Linked DNA regions of Homo sapiens: region 1 is linked to region 2. The links are chromatin loops, found by intact Hi-C in ENCODE. Cell type or tissue: lower leg skin. All regions are shown on one strand. Each heading gives the region's core, and the rest is flanking DNA. Links, peaks and the distances in the headings are about the cores only. Region 1 overlaps SLC26A11 (solute carrier family 26 member 11). Region 2 overlaps EIF4A3 (eukaryotic translation initiation factor 4A3).

Evidence for each region. Peaks named below come from ENCODE experiments on the same cell type or tissue, not always from the same donor. Only the 100,000 strongest peaks of a DNase experiment are listed, where the experiment ranks them.
Region 1: a loop joins it to region 2, with 2.0 times the contacts of the local background. A loop is called at or near these places in 18 of 110 quality-filtered maps.

Annotation. Positions count from the first base shown.
Region 1 is chr17:80,233,456-80,249,186 of GRCh38, reverse strand. SLC26A11 (solute carrier family 26 member 11) reads right to left here. Exons shown (of 18, transcript NM_001166347.2): 8 at 12,084-12,259; 9 at 11,593-11,665; 10 at 7,366-7,416; 11 at 3,931-3,991; 12 at 2,978-3,033; 13 at 2,538-2,678; 14 at 930-1,057; 15 at 513-612; 16 at 1-33. Among named protein-coding and RNA genes, the nearest start is that of RNF213, 20 kb to the left of the region's middle. RefSeq lists enhancers at 11,560-12,347, 12,348-13,137. In lower leg skin, for the core only: no CTCF peak of the experiment used is centred there; no DNase peak of the experiment used is centred there.
Region 2 is chr17:80,127,092-80,137,529 of GRCh38, reverse strand. It overlaps EIF4A3 (eukaryotic translation initiation factor 4A3), which reads left to right. Exons shown (of 12, transcript NM_014740.4): 9 at 29-144; 10 at 1,195-1,302; 11 at 1,399-1,526; 12 at 2,024-3,161. The coding sequence ends at 2,040. Among named protein-coding and RNA genes, the nearest start is that of EIF4A3, 15 kb to the left of the region's middle. RefSeq lists a silencer at 3,807-3,972. In lower leg skin, for the core only: no CTCF peak of the experiment used is centred there; a DNase peak (open chromatin) is centred at 3,719.

The DNA.
Region 1 (15,731 bases), core at 1-8,000, 110 kb before region 2:
TGCACTCCAGGACCAGGCAGCGTGGCGGGGACACTGGGGAGACAGGCCCGAGCCAGGTCACGCCACCCAGAGCAGCCCAAAGCTGCTCTGCAGAGGCCAAAGGAGGCTCTGGCCAGGGGCAGGGGACAGAGAGGCCAGAGTGCTCCATCTCGTGGCGGCTGAGTCGCCCAGTTGGGGGATTCGGGTGGCAGGACCAGAGACAATTGTTTGGTGACAGCAGCAGCTGTTTCCCTCCTAGGACTCACAGGCCCTTAGCTCCCCTAAAATCAACCCCCCAGAAACAGGAACCGGACTTTAGGGGCAGGGAAGGAGTGATATGTGGGGGGCCACCACCCTTGCTGCAGCAGCCACTGGCTGAGGCCCACAGAGGACGGTCCAGCCCACTCAGAGATGCCTGCATCCTTGTGGACTGGAGAGCGTTGGGGACAGGGTCTTGGGGTCCTGAACAGCAGGGAGTGGGGGGCAGAGGACAGGGGAGTGACCTCAGACCACCTTGACCCCCGCCCATGCACCTTCCAGGGCCCGGCTTAGGATCTCCTCCCGCAGAGCCTCCATGGCAGGGAAGGACAGGCCGCTGGCCGGCTGCAGGACCAGAACCGGCCCCTCTGACACCTGTGGGGAGGAGTGAGTCCTGGAGGCGGGTCTGACCGGGTGGCCTCCACCAGGCTTGGCCTGTCCCAAGCGGGAAGCCCCCACCCAACCTAGTGTGCTGCAGGGGACCGGGAGAGGGGTGCTAAGGGGAGACCCCCATGGCCCCCACACAGTGGGAGAACACCATGGTTTATAGCAAGGTGACTGCCCACCTGCCAGCGAGCGGTCCCCTTCAGCAGCACCCACGACCACAATCACCCCGGACCCTCAAAACATAAGACCATGCCCAGGAATCCTGCCCCCAGCACACTCCCCACTCAGAGGCCACGGAGGGGTACCTTGGTCTCAGGCCTGGCTGCAGAGTGCAGGAGCATGAGCAGAGACACCAGGGCCCCGGCCAGGATGCCGTACTGCACCTCCCAGAAGCACAGCAGGAAGGTCACGCACAGGGGCAGCAGGTCCAGCCCTAGGAGAAGGGCACAGCTGAGGAATGCCCGGCAGCTGCCCGAGGCCCCAACATGGCCCTGCTGACCAGCGGGACAGCTTTCTGCCCCCCACATATGAGTAAAGGTGCTCATGGACCCCAAGCAGCCCCTGAGGACTTGGGGACAGCAGCTGCTGACCAGGCCATGCTTCAAGTCGAAAGAAAGAAATGCCCTCCCCATCTGAGCTGAGCGCAGGTGAGACCTGCCGGCCGGTCCCTGGCCTCCAACCTCAGGGAGGGCAGCAGCAGGGGCTTGTCAGGGCACAGAGCTGGCCTGAGGAGTGGGGCAGGGACCACGTGAGCCCTTGAGACCTGGCCAAGGAGAAGGTGCCCTGGGGACAAAGTGCACGGGCTTAGCCCTGTGGGGGATTCCACCGCACGCATAGGTCAGGCCTGCCCCACCCTGGCTGAGCCTTGGTTTCTAGCAGCAGCGGCCATCCCATTCCACGCCGGCACATGAACACGTTTCAGGGCTGTTCTAAAGCCCCAGCGCACTGGCACGCGAAAGGCCCTGGCATGCGACGGGCATGCAAGAAAATTATCCATCCTTTCACCTGGCAACTTGCTGGGGCTAACCAGAAAATGCCAAGTAAGCTAGGTGAACCCACTCCATGCTTCTTCCACAAACAAAACAAAATGTGTTAAGTTAAAGGAACTGCTCCCGTCCGGGAGGTGAGGGGCGCCTCTGCCCGGCCGCCCCTACTGGGAAGTGAGGAGCCCCTCTGCCCGGCCACCACCCCGTCTGGGAGGTGTACCCAACAGCTCATTGAGAACGCGCCATGATGACAATGGCGGTTTTGTGGAATAGAAAGGGGGGAAAGGTGGGGAAAAGATTGAGAAATCGGATGGTTGCCGTGTCTGTGTAGAAAGAAGTAGACATGGGAGACTTTTCATTTTGTTCTGCACTAAGAAAAATTCCTCTGCCTTGGGATCCTGTTATCTGTGACCTTACCCCCAACCCCATATTGTCCTATGACCCTGCCAAATCCCCCTCTGCAAGAAACACCCAAGAATGATCAATAAAAAAAAATAAAAATAATAATAAAAAAAAAAAAAGGAACTGCCATTCTGAGCCAGGGTGCAAGGCTGTTCCGCTGGCCCTGCTGGTCACCAGGGACGTCTCCTGTCCCTCCCCCAGCTGGGCCGGGCAGAGTGGTGGCTGGAGGCGGGTGGCAAGGAGGGTAGGGATGGGGGCAGGGGGATCAGGAGGGGACCCTCCCCCGGGTCAGTGCTCGCCTCAAGACCCCAGGTGTCAGGACAAGGAGCTCCAGCTCTTCCCACTGAGCCTCGGGACCATCTCTGGGGCCATCTCCTGGCCATCCACTTCTCTGTTCCGGGACTGCCCTAACTTCCCAGTCCCAGCCCCACAGAGGGGGCTGCAGGAAAATGGGGTAGCATAAATGACACCCTCCGCGTTCAGACACCGCATCACAGCGCTCTCCCCTGTAGGACAAGGACGTACTCTTAACACGCCAGAGCGTCCTGAAGATCTTGGTGTCGAACAGCGGGGCCACGGCCATGATGATGACGGCAGCCAGGGCAGACTTGGGGATGTAGTAGAACAGTGAGGTCAGGTAGTCCAGAGACAGCAGCACCAGCACTCCTGCGGGGCACGGGAACACAGGTGACCTCGGGAGTGCAGGGTCCCCCCAGCACGCAGCGTAGCAGCCTCTTGTTCAGCAGAGCCCACTGGGGACAGGGGTGGGGGTAGGGCGACGACTGCCAAGGCCCCCAGCCCCTGCTCAGTCTCCTGTGGTCCCCCTACTCCTGTGTGGCCCCCCAAGTCCCTGTGCAGTCCCGGGGCGCACGGCCCATGAGCCAAAGGGACGTCTCTGTGGGCCCCCTCCTCCCTTTCTCCCACTCTCAGGGCTGCGGGCACAAGGGGAAGATGGGGGGCCTTACCCGTCACCAGGCCCCCCGCCGGGGTGCACACCCCCGACTGAGCGTTCACGGCTGTCCTGGAAGGCAACACAGAGACCGTCAGTCACCAGGGGCCGGGAAAAGGGAGACCTCAGTCCACACTCCTGTGGCTGATCTTCCGAGGGGACGTCAGCTCCCAGCACGGCTTGGGAAGCAGGCGGGGACTGCAAGGGGACCGAGGCAAAGAGACTTAGGGTGCAGTCACAGACAGCCGCGCTTGGGCCACCCTGACTATAGGAAGAAGCTCAGGAAGCACGTGTCCTTTCAGGTTCCTGCCGACTCTGTCTCCTGCCCCCATCCAGGTGGGGCCCCCATACCCAGCAGGGCAAGGGTCACCAGCTGGGGGACTGGGCAGTGCCAGGTGACGCCTCCTTCTCTCCTTTAAGCCACAGGTCACCTCCATCCTGTTGTCCTGACTGAGGAGGGGCCGTAGGGCATCTGGGCTAAGCTTCATGCCCGGCTGCTTCAGGACAGAGCCGAGGCCCTTCCTATCTCCACGTCCTTTCAGGAATTGACTCTGGCACCAGGAGCTAGGAGGGCTTTGGCGTGCTGGGAACTTTCTAGTATTTATTTTAGAGACAGGGTCTCGCTCTGTTGCCCAGGCTGGAGTGCAGCGGTGCGGTCACAACTCACTGCAGCCTCATCCTGCTGGGCTCAAGCGATTCTCCTGCTTCCGCCTCCAGAGTAAATGGGATAACAAGGGTGTACCACAATGCCCAGTGGAACTTTCTAGTATGAAACTGCAGGACGATCTATGAGAATAAAGAAACAGAGAACACCCTGGAGGACAGTGGGTGACCCCCAGCCCTGCCTCTCCACGGAGCGTTCACAGTGGAGGACGGGGCGCCGGGGTCAGGGCAGGCAGACTCCTTGTCAGCGTAACAACGTTAGGGCGTCCAACGTGGGCAAACAGAAGAGGCGGACAGGTCACTCACCGTCCAAAGCTGCCTGTGACCGGGTAGGAGGAGACGAGGGAGCCCAACATGTTGGTGAGACCTGGGGAGGAGGCAAGACAGGCTGATCGTGGAGGGAAGGCACACAGGATGGAGGGAAAGGAGATGGGGAGGGGGACAAAAACCCAGAAGGGAGGCAGGAAGGCAGGGCTCGGGAGAATCATCCTGGGGGCCTGGGCCTACGCACTCCTTCAGGGAAGGAAGAAAACAGGCCACATTCTTGCAGACGTAAAGCCTAGCCTTTTTTTTTTTTTTTTTTTTTTTGAGACAGAGTCTGGCTTTGTTGCCCAGGCTGGAATGCAGTGGCGCGATCTCAGCTCACTGCAGCCTCCGCCTCCCAGTTCAAGCGATTCTCCTGCCTCAGCCTCCTGAGTAGCTGGGATTACAGGCACACACTACCACGCCTGGCTAATTTCTGTATTTTTAGTACAGACAGAGTTTTGCCATGTTGGCCAGGCTGGTCTCAAACTCCTGACCTCAGTGATCCACCCGCTTCGACCTCCCAAAGTGCTGGGACTACAGGCATGTGCCACCACACCCAGTTAATTTTTCTATTTTTAGTAGAGACAGGGTTTTGCCATGCTGGCCAGGCTGGTCTCAAATGCCTGACCTCAGGTGACCCATCCGCCTCAGCCTCCCAAAGTGCTGGGATCACAGGAGTGAGCCACCATGCCTGGCAAGATCCTAGCTTTCAAACACTTCTCACCCAGCCTCTCCTGTGTGACCAGGACACGCCTTCCCCACGCAGAACAGAGGGGAGCATCTCACCACCCAGGAGGGGGTGAGAGCTGAGATAAAGTGCCCGTAAGACAAACCCTAGGTACTCGGGAGGTCAGTGGCTGCCCACCGTTCTCCACCCAGTTCCTTTCCGTCTCACGAGATGACAGCCACAGTGAGGCCAAGGTCATGGCCAGTATGCTGCCTCCCCAGGTGATGCCGGCTGCCTACAACAGACAAAGCCCACGCCCACAGCATTGCTGGGGCCCAAGAACGGGGATCACTGCTCAGGTTGACCCACGCTCCCACCAGCATCTGTCTCACCTGGGGCATCACTAAGACCAGAATCCCTCCTGCTCGCTAAGACCCACAGTGGGGTCTCAGGTCTCACAGGTGCAGGGCCTGCTCTCAAGGCGGCTCGGCCTGGGGCCAACTCAGTATCAGGGCATCCCGGGTGACATGGCCCAGCTCACGGCCCTGAGAGAGATGGGCTAGGGCAAGGAAATACAGGCGTGGGAGGGCTCGGTAGAGGCCCAAGGTGACCACAGGCTGCAGGGGATCATCCTCATTCTACAGCAGCTTGGGCTGGGGACCCAACTCTGTGAGCCGAAGCTGACCAGCGCAACCCCTCCCAGCCTGGCCTTCATGGGCTCACGTCAGCCAGCTTCTTGCTGTGCGGCTGCTGAGGCCTACCTGGCCTATCTGAGATCAAGGAATCCCATGGCTGCCATAGTAACCTTGACCTTCGCTCGGTCTGTGTTGTATCCCTGGAACTCAGGGTGCTGTCAGAATAGATCTGTGGTATTTTTAAAGTAATGGGAATAGGGCCAGGGGCTGTGGCTCAGGCCTGTAATCCTAGCACTTTGGGAGGCCAACGCGGGCGGATCACCAGAGGTCAGCAGCTTGAGACCCGCCTGGCCAACATGGCAAAACCTCGTCCTACTAAAAATACAAAAATCAGCCAGGCTCAGGGGCAGGTGCCTGCAATCCCAGCTACTCAGGAGGCTGAGGCAGGAGAATCGCTTGAACCCAGGAGACGGAGGTTGCAGAAAGCCGAGACCGTGCCACTGCACTCCAGCCTGGGCGACAGAGGAAGATTCCGTCTCAAATAATAATAATAATAATAAGTAAAGTAATGGGAATGGGATGCTCTGGGAAATCACATTTGGAAGATTTACTGGTGGGGTCTTTGAGGAGGCCGTGGATTTTCTCAGCCTGAAAGTGCGTGATTCCCAGGAAGCCCAAGCTCCGCCACTCAACTGGACAATGCCCCGCTCTCCATGGCTCAGAGAGAAGCCCGGGCAACGTCCCTTTGTGACCCAACCTGGGTCACTCACTTTGCTGTCAAGAAGCCAAATGGCTCTCGTGAAATTGTCAGGGTGGACACCCCTTGGGAAGAAGCCCATGGTGCTTCCTGGGTTATCCTGCACCAGTCTCATGAGGGGCGAGAAGGAAAGGCAGGAAGGCCTGGGACCCACCATTTAGTTATGATAACTGAATTTAAGATTCACACTGGGCCAGGCGCGGTGGCTCACGCCTGTAATCCCAGCACTTTGGGAGGCCAAGGCAGGCGGATCACGAGGTCAGGAGTTTGAGACCAGCCTGATCAATATGGTGAAACCCCGTCTCTACTAAAAATACAAAAAGTAGCCAGGCGTGGTGGCACACGCCTGTAGTCTCAGCTACTCGGGAGGCTGAGGCAGGAGAATCGGATGAACCCAGAAGGCAGAGGTTGCAGTGAGCCGAGATTGTACCACTGCACTCTAGCCTGGGTGACAAAGCAAGATTCAGTCTCTCACACACACAAAAAGATTCACACTGTGGTCTCGAAATATACCACTAAGAAGTCAGCCCGCAGAGACGTAACAAAAGGGAACTAAACCGTGAAAGCGGGCATGACCCCCATCCACAGGCAGGCAACTTGGGGCCCCCGAGTCTTCATGAATCCACCTGCCCCTGCCTGGAGGGAGGCACAGGGCAGGGTGCGGGCACAATCAGAAGACTCCTCTCGATTCCCCCGGCCACAGCCTTCCCCTCTTGACCCCCGGCACTAGGTGCTCCCTCCCCGAGGTGGGACATTCCAGGTGTTCCTGGATCTAGACCAAGGCCACAGACCTCAGGGTCAGGTACACAGCAGGTGCTCAATAAGTGGTAGAACAGACAACAGATGTCAGCTCCTTGTTCTTAGGGGTTAAACTGAGCAGTGTGGAGGTCTGGGAATGAGTCCTTGTTAATATTCTGGAAGAGCCAGGCGCAGTAGCTCATGCCTGTAACCTCAGCACTTTGGGAGGCCGAGGCAGGCAGATCACCTGAGGTCGGGAGTTCGAGACCAGCCTGGCCAACATGGTGAAACCCTGTCTCTACTAAAAACACAAAAATTAGCCATGCATGGTGGCATATGCCTTTAATCCCAGCTACTTGGGAGGCTGAGGCAGGAGAATCACTTGAACCCAGGAGGCAGAGGTTGTAGTGAGCCAAGATCGTGCCACTGCACTCCTGCCTGGGCAACAGAGTGAGACTCCATCTCAAAAACCCAAAACAAAACTAAATATTCCAGAAGATCCCATCTGGGGCCACCTTTGCCCTCCCAGTTCATCACCACCATCATGGTCTTCCTACAATGCAGGAGACACAGAGGGGCAGGCCTGGGACCCTGGAGGCCCACAGCTGGTGTCTTCCTTCCCGCGGCTGGGGTCTTACCGATGGCCAGCAGCTCCTGGTTGGCATCGATGCGGTAATTATTCTGAGATGCTAAAGGGAACCAACGGTAAAGACCTGGTCAGTAATATTCAACATCGCTCAAAAAGTATTCACAAAATGTAACACAGATTATGAATTTCTACACACGGCAATAAGTTTTGTAAATCTAAGAATACACATCTAAAATATTCACATATATGTGCGTGTAAACATGTGCTTGAATGTATCACAGAGTGGAAAGAGGTACAGTACCATGTAATCAGGCCAGGTATGGTGGCTCACAGCTATAATCGCAGCACTTTTAGAGGCCAAGGCAGGAGGATCGCTTGAGCCCAGGAGTTCGAGACCAGCCTGGGCAACATGGCAAAATCTCATCTCTACAAAAAATACAAAAATTAGCCAAGCATGGTGGTGTGTGCCTATAGTCCCAGATATTCAGGACGCTGAGGCGGGAGGATGGTTTGAGCCTAGGAGGTTGAGGCTGCAGTGAGATGAGATCGTGCCACCGCACTCCAGTCTGGGCGACAGAGTGAGACCCTGTCTCAAACAACAACAAGAAAACATGTAAGCAGTAGTTAATTGTGGTAGTAAAAGGGATTATGGGTGATTTGTCTCTTCTTTACTCGTTTCTGCACTCTTGACATTTTCTACAATGAATGTATATTAATAAACACAGCCATTATTACCAATTAAATTAAAACTTTCAATTAAACAGATAGTACAGGATCTTGTTCTGCCACCCAGGCTGGAGTGCAGTGGCACTATCACAGCTCAATGCCACCTTGACCTCCTGGGCTCAAGTGATCCTCCTGCCTTAGGCTCCTGAGCAGCTGGTACCACAGGTGTGGTCCATGCCCGGCTAATTTTATTTTCAATAGAAATGAGGTCTTGTTAAGTTGCCTAAGTGGGTTTCAAACTCCTAAGCTCAAGCAATCCTCCTGCCTAGGCCTCCCAACGTGTTGGGATTACAATGCTTTTTATAATAAGAAAACCATTTTATTTTATTATTTTCATTTTGTTAGATGGAGTCTTGCTCTGTCACCCAGGCTGGAGTGCAGTGGAGTGATCTTGGCTCACCGCAACCTCTGCCTCCCGGGTTCAAGAGATTCTCCTGCCTTAGCCTCCTGAGTAGCTGGGACTACAGGGGCATGCCACCACGCACAGCTAATTTTTGCATTTTTAGTAGAGACGGGGTTTCACCATGTTGGTCAGGCTTGTGTCGAACTCCTGACCTCAGGTGATCCGCCCACCTTGGCCTCCCAAAGTGCTGGGATTACAGACGTGAGCCACTGCACCCGGCCGAGAAAAACATTTTAAACTGGAAACCTCTTTATGACCAGTTGAGATGACTGGAAAGTCTAAGACGGGCCATCTCAGAGAGGTGAGCAGGCGAAGGTTTTAGGGGAAGGCACAGGAGCATGGATCTAAGACAGAGGTTGGCAAACTTTTTTTTTTGAGACGGAGTCTTGCTCTGTCGCCCAGGCTGGAGTACAGTGGCGCGATCTTGGCTCACTGCAAGCTCCGCCTCCCGGGTTCACGCCATTCTCCTGCCTCAGCCTCCCGAGGAGCTGGGACTACAGGCGCCCGCCACCACGCCTGGCTAATTTTTTGTATTTTTAGTAGAGACGGGGTTTCACTGTGTTAGCCAGGATGGTCTCCATCTCCTGACCTTGTGATCCACCCGCCTCGGCCTCCCAAAGTGCTGGGACTACAGGCGTGTGCCACCGCACCCAGCTGAGGTTGGCAAGCTTTTCTATAAAGGGCCAGCTTTTCTGTAAGGGACCAACTTGTCGATATTTTAGGCTTTGTGGGCCCTGCAGTCACTGCTGCAGCTACGCAACTCTGCTGTGGTGCCACGAAAGCAGCCACGGACAGCACATCCCCAAGTGGCACAGCCACGCTCCAACTGACTTTATTTGTAAACATGAGATCTGGATTTCATATACTTTTCACATGTCACAAAATATTATTATTATTTGGACTTTTTCCAACCATTCAGAAATGTAAAAACTGGCCGGGCACGATGGCTCAGGCCTGTAATCCTAGCACTTTTGAAAGCCGAGGCAGGAGGATCACTTGAACTCAGGAGTTTGAGGTCAGCCTGGGCCACAAAGTGAGACCTTGTCTCTACAATTAAAAAATTACGGCCGGGCACAGTGGCTCACGCCTGTAATCCCAGCACTTTGAGAGGCTAAGGCAGGCAGATCACGAGGTCAGGAGATCGAGACCACGGTGAAACCCCGTCTCTACTAAAAATACAAAAAATTAGCTGGGCGTGGTGGCGGACGCCTGTAGTCCCAGCTACTCGGGAGGCTGAGGCAGGAGAATGGCGTGAACCCAGGAGGCGGAGCTTGCAGTGAGCCGAGATCACGCCACTGCACTCCAGCCTGGGCGACAGAGCGAGACTCCGTCTCGAAAAAAAAAAAAAAAGAAATTACTGGAGGGCTGAGCATGGTGGCTCACACCTGTAATCCCAGCACTTTGGGAGGCTGAGGTGGGCGGATTACCTGAGGTCAGGAGTTTGAGACCAGTATGATCAACATGGAGAAACCCCATCTCTACTAAAAATACAAAATTAGCCAGGCATGTTGGTGCGCACCCGTAATCCCAGCTACTTGGGAGGCTGAGGCAGGATAATTGCTGGAACCTGGGGGGCGGAGGTTGCGGTGAGCCAAGATCACACCATTGCACCCAGCATGGGCAACAAGAGTGAAACACTATCTCAAAAAAAAAAAAAAAAAAAATTACTGGGAGGCCCAGGTGGGCAGATCACTTGAGACCAGCCTGGCCAACATAGTGAGACCCTGTCTCTACTAAAAGTATAGAATATTAGTTGGGCGTGGTGGCGCATGCCTGTATTCCCAGCTACCTGGGAGACTGAGGCATGAGAATTGCTTAAACCTGGGAAGCGGAGGTTGCAGTGAGCAGAGATCGTGCCACTGCACTCCAGCCTGGGCCACAGAGTGAGACTCTGTCTCCAAAAAAAAAAAAAAACAAAAAACAAAAAAAACTCCTTTGAAGGGGGTAAGGGTTAGAGCACTGGGACTTTGGAGAAGGAACTTTACCCTGGCACAGCCTGGGCTAGGCAGTAAACACGATTTACACAGTCACAGTAACATACACTGGTAACTGGGCTGTAACCTTTAGAATCAACATAAACCCAAACGCAAGAAGGACTAAATGACGGTGACAAGACAGAACGAAGGTGTCATCCGCACAGACAATACAAAGCTGGCAGGAGTGGAGCGAGTGAAGGACGGAGCTGCAAGGAGGGAATCTAGAGATGCTGACTCAAAACAGACACTGAAGGAGACGAAGGGTTCCCTGCCTCCCTGGGGGCGAGGAGGGGCTGGCCGATGGGCTGAGCCAGCTGAATAAAGCATGTTGCTCAATGTTTAGGAGTTTTGTGAGCCTGTTACTAAACATAGCCATTATTACCAATTAAATTAAAACTTTCAATTAAACAGATAATACAGGATCTTGTTCTGCTGCCCAGGCTGGAGTGCAGTGGCACTATCACAGCTCAATGCCACCTCGACCTCCCGGGCTCAAGTGATCCTCCTGCCTCAGCCTTCTGAGAAGCTGGTACCACAGGTGTGCTCCATGCCCAGCTAATTTTTATTTTTAATAGAAACGAGGTCTCGTTACGTTGCCTAGGTGGGTTTCAAACTCCTGAGCTCAAGTGATCCTCCCGTCTCAGCCTCCCAAAGTGTTGGGATTACAGGCCTGGGCCACCATGCCTGGCCCAAAGATAATACTTAAAACTCATCACTTCCTAATTTATTTGGCATTTGGCTACTACTGATGAGGTTATTTGCACCCACTGTATCTACATGGTGGAGACACCATAGAATATGATTGTTCATGCAGATCTCAACCCAGCTCCATGTGCAAACTCCCCTTTCAGTGACGTTACCTTAAAATCAGACAGCAGCGTTTACACCGTGGACATCGGCAAGGGCCACGAAGCAAAACCTTTTATTTCCACAAACAGCAGAGGCTGTTACAACACTCACCAGCACACCATGGGGTGGGAGGGCATGCCTCATTATAGATCCAGTTTTATCATATATACACAATACATATGTATCTATCATGAGCATGTATTACTTGGATATGAATTCAAATTTCTAAAACTAGTAACGGATAAAGGCAAGCTAGAAAGCAGGCAGGCCTAGCCCAGCCGGCGCACTGGGAGACCTGGGGTGTGGGTGACAGGCGTCTTACCGAAGGCTTTGGCCACCGCAATGCTCTCCAGGAGGCCCATCAGGGGCACCACGGCCAGCCCGGCTCCCATGTCCTGAGAGAGGAGAGAGGGATGGTGAGTGACCTTCCTAAGGGGTAGGACCCAGCAGTGACCCATGAAAGCAGCAAGGACCCACCCCGCCCCACAGGTAACAGGAGCAAGTGCTTGTCAGCTGCAGGATCCGCCTCCTTGTCTGAAGAGGCGCCAGGTGCTGGGAGGAACACGGTAAATTCATCCTCAGCTGGAGTCCAAAACAGGAGAAGCGCCCCTGAACACAAACGTGACATCCCTGAGCTCGCTGAGTTTGCATCCAACCTGGGATTCTTTAATAACTGAGATGTCCGTTCCTGAGGACTCAGCTGTCCTAACTGACCTCAGACCCCCTGGCACCCAGCAGATACATCAGGGTAGGAGCCAGGCCAGGGGCCACCGCAGCCTCAGCCACGCCATCCTGCCTCCCGGCTCCGCCCACCTGCACCATCTCGGTGAAGGAGATCGTCCCGTTGGCTGTGGTCACTGAGAAGGGCGGGATCCGGACTGGAGGGAGCCCCTCAGCTGTCTCCCCTGTTAGGATGAAAGGCTGGTATCCAGTCACCTCGAAGGAGTACGCAACCAGGGCTGCGAAGGAGACCACCAGGGCGTTGCGAGCTAGGAGAGAAGGAGAGGTGCGTCCGAGACCCTGCTCCCGGCGAGTGTGGGGTAGCGCGGCTGCCTCCAGGTTACTGGGGCAGACATCCCAGAGGCAGGAGACGCCCCCACCGGGCCACAGTCCTCACTCTGCACTCTGGGAAACACAACACAGACATAAATGCTATGTGGCAGCATAAGCAGGTGGGACGGCAGAGCTGCAGGCTGCGGACAGGTGCACATGCCACCTGCTGCCAAGCTCCAGGTGACTGGACATCGTGCACCGCGGCAAAGACTCTCTGAAATCAGGTGGCCCAGGGCACATCCACCTCAAAGCACAAAGGAGGAAGAAACCAGATTTACCCCCTTTCCCAAACAACAGAAACAATGGCCTCCAAGATGCGGGACAGTGGACATGATGGCCACTAAGACGCGGGACAGCAGCCATGACGGCCACAGGGAAACAAGGGAGGTGAGTCTATCACTGCCCCGCCGGCTGCCTACGGTTTCCCCGATGGTCCCCATGTGTATGGAGGGGACCCCCTAGCAGAGCCCAGGGGTTTCCCTGAGTTCAGGGGGCAATGCTGGGAGGAAGTCTGAGGAGGCCTGCAGCTGGAGCTGACCGCAAGGTCACAGGAGCAGAGAGGGCAGCCGGAGACAGAGCTGCAGAGATCTGCAGAGGTGCCCTCGGATGTGCAGCAGAGAACTGGTCGAGGCAAAGCTGGGCGAAAATGACCCAAACCCACAGTGGGGAAGAGTCACAAAGAGGGTTACAAGGGACAATCCCAAGGATTCACACCAGAGTAAAAAACCCTCATAATTCATGGAGCATCAGGGACTCCAGAGGGTTTTACCTCAGCAGTGGGGAAGATTAGCCCAAGGCCTGGGGTTGGCAAATGTTTTCTGTAAAGGGCTAAATACTAAAAACTTTTTGCTTTGTGGGCCATAAAGTCTCTGGCGCAACTACTCAAGTCTGTTATTATTGCATAAAACCTGACATTGACCATGTAAATGAATGGGAGTGATTTTCCAATAAAACTTTATTTACAAAATCAAGTGGTGGGCCAAATTAGGCTTGCCCTAGAATGAACACTGCTCTGGTCCAGCTCACAAAGCTTAAAAGTAAGACCTAAATGGATCGAACTGTCCTAAGTAACTTAACTGTATCCCAGAACAAAGCTCAAGAAGATTTATAGAATACAAAAATATCCAGCACGCAATAACCTCAAACTCACAAAGTCTAGCATCCATCCAAACAAAAATTACTAGGCATGCAAAGAAGCAGGAAAATATGGCTGGGTGCAGTGGCCCATGCCTGTAATCCCAACACTTTGGGAAGCCAAGACAGGAGGACTGCTTGAGCCCAGAAGTTTGAGGCCAGCCTGAGCAAATTAGTGAGACACTGTCTCCACAAAAAATAAAAAATTAGTTGAGCATGGTGGCATATGCCTATAGTCCCAGCTACTTGGGGGGCTGAGGTGAGATGATAACTTGAGCCTGGGAGGTTGAGGCTATAGTGAACCATGATCATGCCACTGTACTCTAGCCTGGGTGACACAGTGAGACCCTGTCTCAAAAAATAAAAATAAAAAATAAAAAAAAGACCCAAAAGTAACATAGTTAAAGATGACAGAATTAACAGGACATTAAAAGAGTAACTGTAACCAAATGTAATTTAGTTAATAGGACATTAAAAGAATAACTGTAACCAAATTCCATATACTTAAAAAAAAAACAGAGGAAAGATTGCAACTGTTAAGTAAAGATGTAGAAAATACATTTTAAAAGATTCAAATTGAGGCTGGGCACGGTAGCTCACGCCTGTAATCCCAGCACTTTGGGAGGCCGAGGCAGCTGAATCACCTGAAGTCAGGAATTCGAGACTGGCCCAGCCAACACAGTGAAGCTCTGTCTTTACTAAAAATACAAAAATTAGCTGGGCATGGTGGTGGATGCCTATAATCCCAGCTACCTGGGAGGCTGAGGCAGGAAAACCACTTGAAGCCGGGAGGCAGAGGTTACAGTGAGCCAAGACCGCGCCATTGCACTCCAGCCTGGACAACAGAGCGAAACTCCATCTTAAAAAAAAAAAAAAAGAAAAAAAAAGATTCAAACTGGATTTCTAGAAATGAAAACCACAGTGTCTGAGACGGAACAAGCACTTGGTGCAATTACAACAGCTGAGACATTACAGAAAAAAAAGACTAAAATGTAGCAGCAGAAACTATCCAAAATGAAACACACAAAGGAGAAGGCTGAAAATCCCAAGTGAGCTGTGGGAACACCTTCGAGGTGCCTGAAATACAGACAGGGGATTCTGCAAAGAAAGTCTGTGGAATCGCATAGGGGGACAGTACAAAGATTTCACGAAAAGATGGGTGTTTATTTTCCAAATTTGATGAAACTGCAAACCCACATGTCTAAGAAGTTCAATGAATCACAAGCATAAACACAGAAAACAAAAAACAAACAAACAAAAAAACACTACATCAAGCCACATTATGAAACTGCCTAAAACCAGTGATAAAGAATATTTTAAAAGCAGTGGATAAAAAGGTTACATACAGAGGAACAAAGAATGACAGCACACTTCTTGAAACGAAGTGGGCCAGAAGACAGCAGAATAGCATCTTTAAAGTCCTGAGGCCAGGCAAAGTGGCTCACGCCTGTAATCCTAGCACTTTGGGAGGCCAAGGAGGGCGGATCACCTGAGGTCAGGAGTTCGAAAGCAGCCTGGCCAACATGGCAAAACCCCATCTCTGCTAAAAGTACAAAAATTAGCCGGGCGTGGTAGCATGCGCCTGTAATTCCATCTACCTGGGAGGCTGAGACAGGAGAATCACTTGAACCCAGGAGGCAGAGATTGCAGTGAGCCAAGATCGTGCCACTGCACTCCAGCCTGGGTGACACAGCGAGACACTGTCTCAAAATAAAAAAAATAATAAATAACTTTTTTTTAAAAAGTACTGAAAGAAAAAAAAAAGTCTAGAATTCTATAACCAGCAAAACTATCTTTGAAAAATGAAGGCAAAATAGACTTTCAGACATACAAAAGTCGAAAGTTGAAAGAAGACCAGGAGTAGTGGCTCACACCTGTAATCCCAACATTTGGGAAGCCAAAGTGGGAGGATCCCTTGAGCCCAGGAGTAAGAGACCAGCCTGGGCAACGTAGGAAGACACCATCTCTACAAAAAGTAAAAATAAAAAATTATCCAGGCGTGGTGATGCATGCCTATAGTCCCAGCCACTCAGGAGGCTGAGGATTGCTTGGGTCTAGGAGTTCAAGGCTGCAGTGAACTATAATTGTACCACTGCATTCCAGCCTGAGTGACAGAGTGAATCCTGTCAAATAAAAAAAAAAAAATGCTGAAAGAGTTAATCACCAACAGGCCTGCAACAGAAGAAAAAATAACATCCTTCAGGTAGAAGGAAAATTATACCAGATGGAAATCTGGATTTGTACAAAGGAATTAAGAGCACCAGAAACAGTGAC
Region 2 (10,438 bases), core at 520-8,519:
CAGTAGCATCTGTTGATTGGATTTGTAGGTGGACTGGCTGACGGAGAAAATGAGGGAAGCCAACTTCACTGTATCCTCAATGCATGGAGACATGCCCCAGAAAGAGCGGGAGTCCATCATGAAGGAGTTCCGGTCGGGCGCCAGGTGGGTCTGCTATGCTGTGGCTCTGCAGGTCAGGGTTTGCTAGACTGTGTCTAAGCACTTCATATGTACCGCCTAAGTGCAGGCCCCACACCCGGGGGGATGCCAAGCTTCTGCTCTGAAAGCTGAGGCCCTGGGTGAGCAGAAAACCTTCCAGTTAAGGAGGGGTCCGCTGTGCTCCTGTAATACTTAGGTTGAGGTGATAACTAGCCTTAACTAGCCAGGTTGGTCACCTTGGTTACAAGCGTGTGTCTTCTTTTCCAGTAAGTAGGGGGGTTTTCTGTTCATCGTTTCGATTAGTTTAATTCCACAGTGGTCAGAAAGCGTGGATTGGGTGGTTTCATTCATTTGAACTTGATTCAGACTTCCTTCTTTGCCCACCTTGTGGTCAGCTTAACATATGTGCTGTGTGTGTCTTTTTTTGTTTGTTTGTTTTTGAGACAGTCTCACTTCGTTACCCAGGCCGGAGTGCAGTGGCACAATCTTGGCTCACTGCAACCTCTGCCTCCTGATTTCAAGTGACTCCTGTGTCTCAGCCTCCCGAGTAGCTGGAATGGCTAATTTTTTTTTTTTTTTTTCATTTTTAGTAGAGATGGGGTTTCACCATGTTGGCCAGGCTGGTCTCGAACTCCTGACCTCAGGTGATCCATCTGCCTCAGCCTCTGGCAGTGCTGGGATTACAGGCATAAGCCGCCGCCATGCCCGGCTGAAGTTACCGTTTTTAATTTTTTGCTAGGCAAAAGTGAAGTATTTTTCCCAATTATTGGTTTAGGACCGATTAAACAAGTTAAAGATAGTCTAGTAAAAGATGTCTATTTTTTTAATCTGATGGAGCACATGACCGAAGTAACTAAATCCACCAACAGCCCCTCTGCACAGGGGTTTCTGGTGCTGTCCCTGAGGCTTCACGTTTGCAGACAGACTGTTGAGAGAGGAGAATCTCGTATATTTTGGACCTGCAGCCAGGATTCCTTAAAATTAGCAATGGAAGCAAGTCCAGTCTTACACTTGTATGAGTAATTTAATCGCCTCAAACACTCTTTCTTTTTGCAGCCGAGTGCTTATTTCTACAGATGTCTGGGCCAGGGGGTTGGATGTCCCTCAGGTGTCCCTCATCATTAACTATGATCTCCCTAATAACAGAGAATTGTACATACACAGGTAAGGTGCAAGCTCTCATTGGCTTCACTTCTGTGACACATTTACTAAATCTTGATTGTTATATATACTAACTGTAATATTATTTTATTCCTGAAGAATTGGGAGATCAGGTCGATACGGCCGGAAGGGTGTGGCCATTAACTTTGTAAAGAATGACGACATCCGCATCCTCAGAGATATCGAGCAGTACTATTCCACTCAGATTGATGAGATGCCGATGAACGGTAGGAAATCGTCCAGCTCTACTGTAATTGTAGAGGGAACTTCCCTATTCTTAGTTTGGGGCACCTGAGTTTGTTTTTTTGTTGTTGTGGGTTTTTTTGTTTTGTTTTTGAGACGAAGTTTCGCTCTGTCACCCAGGCTGGAGTGCAGTGGCGCGATTTCGGCTCACTGCAACCTCTGCCTCCTGGGTTCAAGCAATTCTCCTGCCTCAGCCTCCTGAGTAGCTGGAATTACAGACACGTGCACCATAGCCAGCTAATTTTTGTATTTTTAGTAGAGACGGGGTTTCACCATGTTGGCCAGGCTGGTCTCGAACTCCTGGCCTCAAATGATCTGCCCACCTCAGCCTCCCAAAGTGCTGGGATTACAGGCGTGAGCCACTATGTCTGGCCTGTTTTTTGTTTTGAGAAGTCTGTTGTGAGGTTTTAGTTAAATTTACGTTAACAAATTTTCATTTTGTTTGTGTTGTTCCTTAATCTGTTTCTTTCTTCACTTTCAGTTGCTGATCTTATCTGAAGCAGCAGATCAGTGGGATGAGGGAGACTGTTCACCTGCTGTGTACTCCTGTTTGGAAGTATTTAGATCCAGATTCTACTTAATGGGGTTTATATGGACTTTCTTCTCATAAATGGCCTGCCGTCTCCCTTCCTTTGAAGAGGATATGGGGATTCTGCTCTCTTTTCTTATTTACATGTAAATAATACATTGTTCTAAGTCTTTTTCATTAAAAATTTAAAACTTTTCCCATAAACTCTATACTTCTAAGGTGCCACCACCTTCTCTAGTAACTTACTGTGTAGTCTTGGGTCATTTCACTCACTTTTCTTTTTTTCTTTTCTTTTTCTTTTTTTTTTTTGAGACAGTCTCCCTCTGTTGCCCAGGCAGGAGCGCAGTGGCGTGATCTCCTCTCACCGCAAGCTCCACTTCCTGGGTTCATGCCATTCTCCTACCTCAGCCTCCCACGTAGCTGGGAGTACAGGCGGCCGCCACCATGCCAGGCTAATTTTTTTGTATTTTCAGTAGAGACGGGGTTTCACCGTGTTAGCCAAGATGGTCTCGATCTCCTGACCTCGTGATCCACCCACCTCGGCCTCCCAAAGTGCTGGGATTACAGGCGTGAGCCACTGCACCCGGCCCATTTCACTCACTTTTCTAATCTTTTTTTTTGGAAAGAGTTTCATCGTTGATGAGTTTTGCTCTGCTGCCCAGGCTGAAGAGCAGTGGCACCATCACAACTCATTGCAGCCACAACCTCCTGGGCTCAAGCGATCCTCTCACCTCACCCTCCTGAGTAGCTGGGACTACAGGTGCATGCCAGCACATCTGGCTAATATTTAAATTTTTTGTAGAGACAGGGTCTCACTTTGTGGCCTAGGCTGGTCTGTCACTCATGGGTTTAAGTGATTCTCCCATCTTGGCCTTACAAAGTGCTGGGATAACAGGTGTGAGCCACCATGCCTGGCCTCATTTTTCTAATTTTTTTTTTTTGTTGTTTTTTTGAGAGCCCAGGATCTCCCTGTCGCCCAGGCAGGAGTATAGTGGCAGGATCATGACTTACCACAATGTTGACAAACTAAAACAGATAATTATCTGTTTAAATATTTAAATTATTAAAGTATTTAAGTTATCTGTTGAAATATTTAAAGTAATTACCTGTAGCTTTATAGGCACACAGCACCACAGCTGCCCAATTTTTAATTTTTTAAATGTTTTTAAAGACAGGGTCTCCCTCTGTTGACCAGGCTGGTCTTAAACTCCTGACTTCAAGCAGTCCTCCCGCCTCAGCCTCTCAAAGTGCTGGGATTACACACATGAGCCACAGACCGGGCTCTAATATTTGAAATGGAAATGTTAAAACTGGCCCCTCCCTTCCTGAAATTAGTTGGGATGATAATCTTTATTTCCGGGTTAGGGTGAGCTTGGAAATAATTTTTAAATTTCATCAGGTGATTCTACTTGAAGGCATCTGAAATTCTATAGTTTATGAATGGAACTTCCTTTCACTGAAACTGTGACTGGACCCTTGCTAGCCAGCTGGTGGCTGGTAGACCAGCTGCATCATCAGGAGTTGGTTAGAAATGCAAGTGCTCGGGCCCTGTCCTGGCTTGCTGAGTGAGAACCTGCAGGTAACAAGACTCCCAGGTGGCACTGCTGGCCGAGCGGGAGGAGCACGAGACTACAGGCCCAGGCAGCTTAATGAGTTCCTGGCAAGGAGGAACCAGATACAGGTGTGTTCAGGGCATTTGCTCAGCAGCAGTGGGGAGTGATGCCCACCACAGCTCTGGCCAGTGCCAGCCTCAATGTCCGTATCTGCAGGCGCCTGAGCTCACTGAGGCTCACCTGGTCTCATCAGGAGCTGCTGCCAGGCTTGTGTTAGAGGTGAGGAGTGGCTCAGGTTTCCACACAGTCACTCCGGAGGACGGAAGGCCTCCATTACCAGTAAGAATGATTCTAGATGAATAAGCACGTGGTGTTACAGTGGAGGAGGCAGCATTGGTGCCTTGGGGAGGAGATGGCAGGAGAAGGGGTGGGGCTTAAGCTACCCCACACACTGTCTAGGAAAGGTCATCCTAAAAGGAAAAATACAGCACAAGTGTTCATAAAAATGTCAAACTGTACTGACAAATCAGAAATGGTATGTGATTATCCAAGATTTAAAAACCACCAGTCCTAAAGGTTGACAAGGAAAGTTTCCAGACTTTCTGGAGAGCAGCCTGGCCCTTGGGCAGTCAGTGATGAAAATGCTATTTCCCTTTGGTGGTGTGTGGTTCTGCTGTAGACAGCTGACTGGAATGTGGACTTCTCCAGGAAGTTCAGCGTTGCTCCTGCCTATACCAGGGAAGGATGCTAAGTGCTCATGGATGGGGGCATGGTGCGGGACAGGGTGGAACATTTGCAGTGATGCTGGGAAGAGAAGGATACAAGAGGTAGAGAACTCATGGAGGTTCTTGGGAGGGTGGTTTGGGGCCAGGATCCTCCCAGAGTCCAAATGGAGTCAAGTTCAGGCAGGGGGTCTGCTGAGCCTTGCTAGGTAGGTATCACTGGGCCTCTGGTCAGGTGGAAAAACTGGCTCTAGATCCTGAGGGGCTTCCCAAGGTCCCCAGCAACTAAATCCAGATGAAAAACCCCTGGGTTATGTACTTCATTACAAAAGTATAATCTCACTGAAAAAAAACATACAAATGCATAATTTGAAAAAGTCATCCTTAATCCTCCTACCCAGATATAACTCACAATTTGATGACTGTCCATCCAGTATTTTAATTTATCTTGTACATCTACCTGTACATAAAGACCTTTTTAAGCAAAAATTGTAACCCACTTTGCCATTATTAACTCAGGTTTTTGCTTAGTAATGTATCATACATATTTCACTACGTTAAAAAAAAAAAAGCTACTTTTCCAGCCTCTATACCATGGCTCCTTTGGAAGCAGTTGAAGATTAATTAGAATAATCTTTTATTTGTTTATTTTTTTGAGATGGAGTTTCGCTCTTGTTGCCCAGGCTGGAGTACAATGGTGTGATCTCGGCTCACTGCAACCTCCACCTCCTGGGTTCAAGCGATTCTCCTGCCTCAGCCTCCTGAGTAGCTGGGATTACAGGTGCCCACCACCACACCTGGCTAATTTTTCATATTTCTAATAGAGTTGGGGTTTCACCATGTTGGCCAGGCTGGTCTCAAATTCCTGACCTCACGTGATCCTCCTGCCTTGGTCTCCCAAAGTGCTGGGATTAGGCATGAGCCACTGTGCCCACCCAGAATAATCTTTAGAAGTGATTTTCTTGATCAAGGTACATGTTTCAAATTAACGTTGCAGAAAGATTTTCCACCAATTTATACTCCTAATGGTATATTTTTTTTTTTTTTGTTTTGTTTTTTTTTTTTGGGTGGTTGAAATTTATTCAACAAATACATATAGGATGCCTTGTCTTAAAGCCAGGCAATTTTCCTAAAAGAAAAACCACATAAAAAGGGTTCTAACCAAGAGCTAGAGTGTCCTGACCCTTTGAGGTATGTCTAAAGTATAGAAATAGAATGGTAATGTTGATGCTGTTGGCATGTTTCTTTGTAGTAAGATTGTTTAAAATAATACATAGACATAAAATGTATGACGAAAATAGCACAGCACCGAAGAAAGGAGTAATGGAAGTATACTGTCAAGATTCTTACACTATTACTTGAAGGCAGATTGTGATGAATTAAAGATGTGAAACATATATAAAAGTGTTAAGCAATTTTTAGGTATGAACCTTTAAAGCAATACAAAAATGTGAAACAGAAATAAACAGCCAACGTAGGAGACAAAATAAGAGTTCTAAGGAATACTTAATCTAAGAATCCTGAAAAGGAAGGAAAAGGGAACAGAGAACTTACGAGATGGACAAATACAAAACGGTAGTAGGTTGAAAACAACCGTGTCAATAATTACATTTATTGCAGATTGTCTGTCTCACCTCAAACTAAAAGAAAAGCAAGCTAAACCCAAAGGAAGCAGAAGAAAGGAAATAATAAAGATGAGAGTAGAAATAAATGAATAGAAAAATAATAGAGAAAATCAACAAAACCAACGGTTCATTCTTTGAAAAGATCAACAAAATTGACACATCTTTAGCAAGTCTAAGGAAAAATAGGTTCAAATAACTAAAATCAAGAATGAAAGAGGTGATGGCACAGCCGACTGTACAGAATACAAAGTATCAGTGCCATGGATTGTTTGCCAACAGATGAACCTTGATAAAATGGAGAAATTCCTAGGACAAACAGATTAAATCAGTAACCAAACTTTCAACAAAGGAAAGCCAAGGCTTGTGAATCCTGCCAAACTTTTACAGAATTATCACCATCACAATTTTTTTTTTTTTTTGACGCAGAGTCTCACACTGTTGCCTGGGCTGGTGTGCAGTGGCACAATCTTGGCTTGCTGCAACCTCCGCCTCCTGGGTTCAAGTGATTCCCTTGCCTCAGCCTCCCAGTAGCTAGGATTACAGGTGCCTGCCACCACATCTGGTTAATTTTTTGTATTTTTAGTAGAGACGGCGTTTTACTGTGTTGGCCGGGCTGATCTCAAACTCCTGATCTTGTGATCTGCCCCCGTCAGATTCCCAAAGTGCTGGATCACGAAATCTTTCAAAAAATATAAGGCAGAACATTTCCCAACTCACCCTGAGGCCAGCATTACCTGATACCAAAACAAAGCTACCACAAAAAAAACTAGATCAATATCATATGAATATAGATGTAAAAATCCTCAAAAAACTGGCAAAACAAATCCAGCAACATATAAAAAGGATTGTACACTGACAAAGTGGGATTTATCGCAGGAATGGAAAGTTGGTTTAATATCCAAAAATCTGTCAATGTAATACACCCTATCAATAGAATAAAGGACAAAGTCCACATAATGATTTACAGATGCAGAAAAAGCATTGGACAAAATCCAGCACCTTTTCAAGATAGAAAATAAGAATGGAAGGGGGCTGCTTCAACCTGATAAACAGCATCGATGAAAAACCACAGCATTACCCGCTAAGGTTGGGAACAAAACAAGAATGCTCTTGCCACGTCTATTCCAACATTGTACTGGAAGTTACGAGCCAGGACAATTAAGCAAGAAAAGAAATAAGGCATCCAGATCGGAAAGGAAGAATCAAAACTCTCTAGTCACGGATGACATGATTTATACCTAGAAAATCTTAAGGAATTTACACATTTAAAAAATCACTTATCAGAACTTATAAATGAGGTCAGCAAGGTTGCAGAATATATGTTCAACATAGGAAAGCCAGTGTTTCTGTACACTAGCAGTCTGAACAACCTGAAAATGAAATTAAGAAAATAATTCCATTTACAATTGCATCAAAAAGAGTGAAATATGTAGGAATAAATTTAACAAAAGAAGGGCTATACTTGTTCACCGAAAACTACAAATAGCTTGTTGAAAGGCATTGCAAACCTAAATATATAAATGTCCCAGGTTCATGGATTGGAAGATAACTTTCCCAAACTGATTGATATAGTTAGTTAGGCTTTGTGCCTCCACCCAGATCTCATCTTGAATTGTAATCCCCCTAATCCCCACATGTCAAGGGACAGACAAGGTGGAGGTAATTGAATCATGGGAGCAGTTCCCCCCATGCTATTCTTGTGATAGTGAGTTCTCACAAGATCTGATGGTTTTATAAGGGGCTCTTCCCACTTCACTTGGCACTTCTTGCCACCTTGTGAAAAAGGTTCCTGCTTCGTCTTCGCCTTCCACCATGATTGTAAGTTTCCTGAGGTCTCCCCAGCCACACTGAACTGTGAGTCAATTAAACTTCTTTCCTTTTTAAAGCACCCGGGCTCAGGCAGTTCTTTATAGCAATATGAAAATGGACTAATATACTGCTCTGCAGTGTTTAGGAGAATGTGGAGAAACTGGAACCCCCATACATTGCTAGTGGGATTGTAAACAGGCACAGCCTTTATGGAAAACAGCTTGGCAGTTCCTCAAAATGTTGAACATAGGAGTTGACCTAGCAATTCTCCTCCTAGGTCTATACTCAAGAGAATTAAAAAATCTGCACACATAAACCTAATGTGTTCATAGCATTGTTCATAAGAGCCAAAAAGTGGACACAAGCCAGATGTTCATCAGCTGTAAGCAAAACTGGTGAATCCACACAATATTACTTGGCAATAAAAAGGCATGAAGTGCTGACACACTACAACCTGGATGAACCTCGGCAATATGCTAGGTGGAAGAAGGCAGACACAAAAGGCCACACGTGGTGTGATTCCATTTACATGAAACGTCCTGAACAGGTAGATCCATAGAGAGATTAGCAGGAAACCATTCACAGTGGTTTCAGGAGCTTGAGGGGGGAGGAGGGGGATGGGTGAAACAAGGAGTGGCTGAAAATGAGTATAGGGTTTCTTTTGAAGGTGATTCTAATGTTCTGGAATTAGATAATCGTGATGGTTGTACAAGTGTACTAACAACTGAATTGCATACTTTAAAATGGTAAATGTTATGGCATGTGAATTACATCTCAGCACAAATATCATGAGGAATCTCATGCATCCTCTAAAATTACACTTAAAAAGCAAAAAGCACGAGCAAGGGAAAACAAGCAAATTGCCTACTGCAAAATTAAAAGACAGATATTGTTAGGCTGGATTATAAAGCCATACACAACTATATACTATTGCTTATGAGAAATATAAAGACAAAAGTGAAAAGATGGAGAAAAATACACCATGGTAACGCACACATCAAAATAAACCTGAAGCAGCTCTATTAATATTAGACAAAGGAGATCTCAGAGCAAAGAATATTGCAAGGGACAAAGAGAGTCATTTGATAATGATAAAGGGGTAATTCATTAAAAGGATATAACAATACTAAATACCTATGCACCTAATAACAGCTTCAAAATACAGGAAATATAGGAAGGAAAAATGGATAAAACTGCAAGGGGAAATAGACAAATCCACAGTGGCAATTGGGGCTTTCAGTAACCCTCTCAGGAACAAGGCACAGGTGTCCTCTCCCTTCTGTTCAATATTACACTGTGGATTCTGGCCAGTGCAACAAGGCAAGAGAAAGAAAAGGCCTCCAGGGTGGAAAGGAAGAAGGCTTTCTTCACAGATTATATGTTTCTCTATGTAGAAAATCCTAAGGAGTCTACCACAAAGCTACTGGAACTAATAATTGAGTTTCGGGAAGGTAGCATTCTACAAAGTCAATATAGAAGAGTCAGTTGTATTCCTATATGCCAGGAATGAACACTTGGAATGGGAAATTTGGAAAACACCACCATATACAGTACCATCAAATACATGAAATACTTGGGGGTATATTTGACAAAAGATGAGCAAGCTCTGTAATTGAAAGCTACAAAACGTTGCTGTGAGAATTAAAGATGTAAATAAATGAGAGATACACTGAGCAGATTGGAAGAGTCGATATTGTTAAGACATCAGTTCTCCCCAGGTTGATGTACAGACTCAACACAATTCCAACCAAAATATCAGGAAGCCTTTTTTGGGAGAGTGGGGATAGGGCTAAACATTGACAAGCTAGTTCTAGAAGTTATATGAAAATACAAAGGATCTAGCATAGCCAAAACAACTTTGGAAAAGTGCACCAAGCTACTACTCATACCAAGAAATATTATAAAGCTACAGTAGCAAAGGCAGTGTGGTATAGTCATAAATATAGACCTGTTGTAGATCCAGGGAAAACAGTAGAAAGTTCAGAAAGACTACACATTTATGGTCAATGGATTTCCAACAAAGGCACTTAAGCAGTTTTATGGGGAAAGCATAATGATTTTTGGTTGTGTGTGTGTGTGTGTGTGTGTGTGTGTGTGTGTGTGTGTTTTTGAGATAGTCCAGCTCTGTCACCCACACTGGAGTGCAGTGGCCACAGTTATAGCTTACAGCAGCCTCGACCTCCTGAGATCAAGGAATCCTTCCACCTTAGCCTCCTTAGTAGCTGGAACCACAGGCATGTGCTGCTGCATGCATCTAATTTTTTATTTTTTTATTTTTAGTTTTTAAATTTATTTATTTTGAGACAGAGTCTCACTCTGTCACCCAGGCTGGAGTGCAGTGGCACGATCTCAGCTCACTGCAAGCTCCACCTCCCGGGTTCACACCATTCTCCTGCCCCAGCCTCCCGAGTAGCTGGGACTACAGGCAGCCGCCACCACGCCCGGCTAATTTTTTGTATTTTTAGTAGAGACGGGGTTTCACCGTGTTAGCCAGGACGGTCTCGATCTCCTGACCTCGTGATCCACCCGCCTCGGCCTCCCAAAGTGCTGGGATTACAGGCGTGAGCCACCGCGCCCGGCCTAATTTTTTGCTTTTTGTAGAGATGGGGTCTTGCTGTGTTGCCCAGGCTGGTCTCTAACTCCTGCTCAAGAACTCCT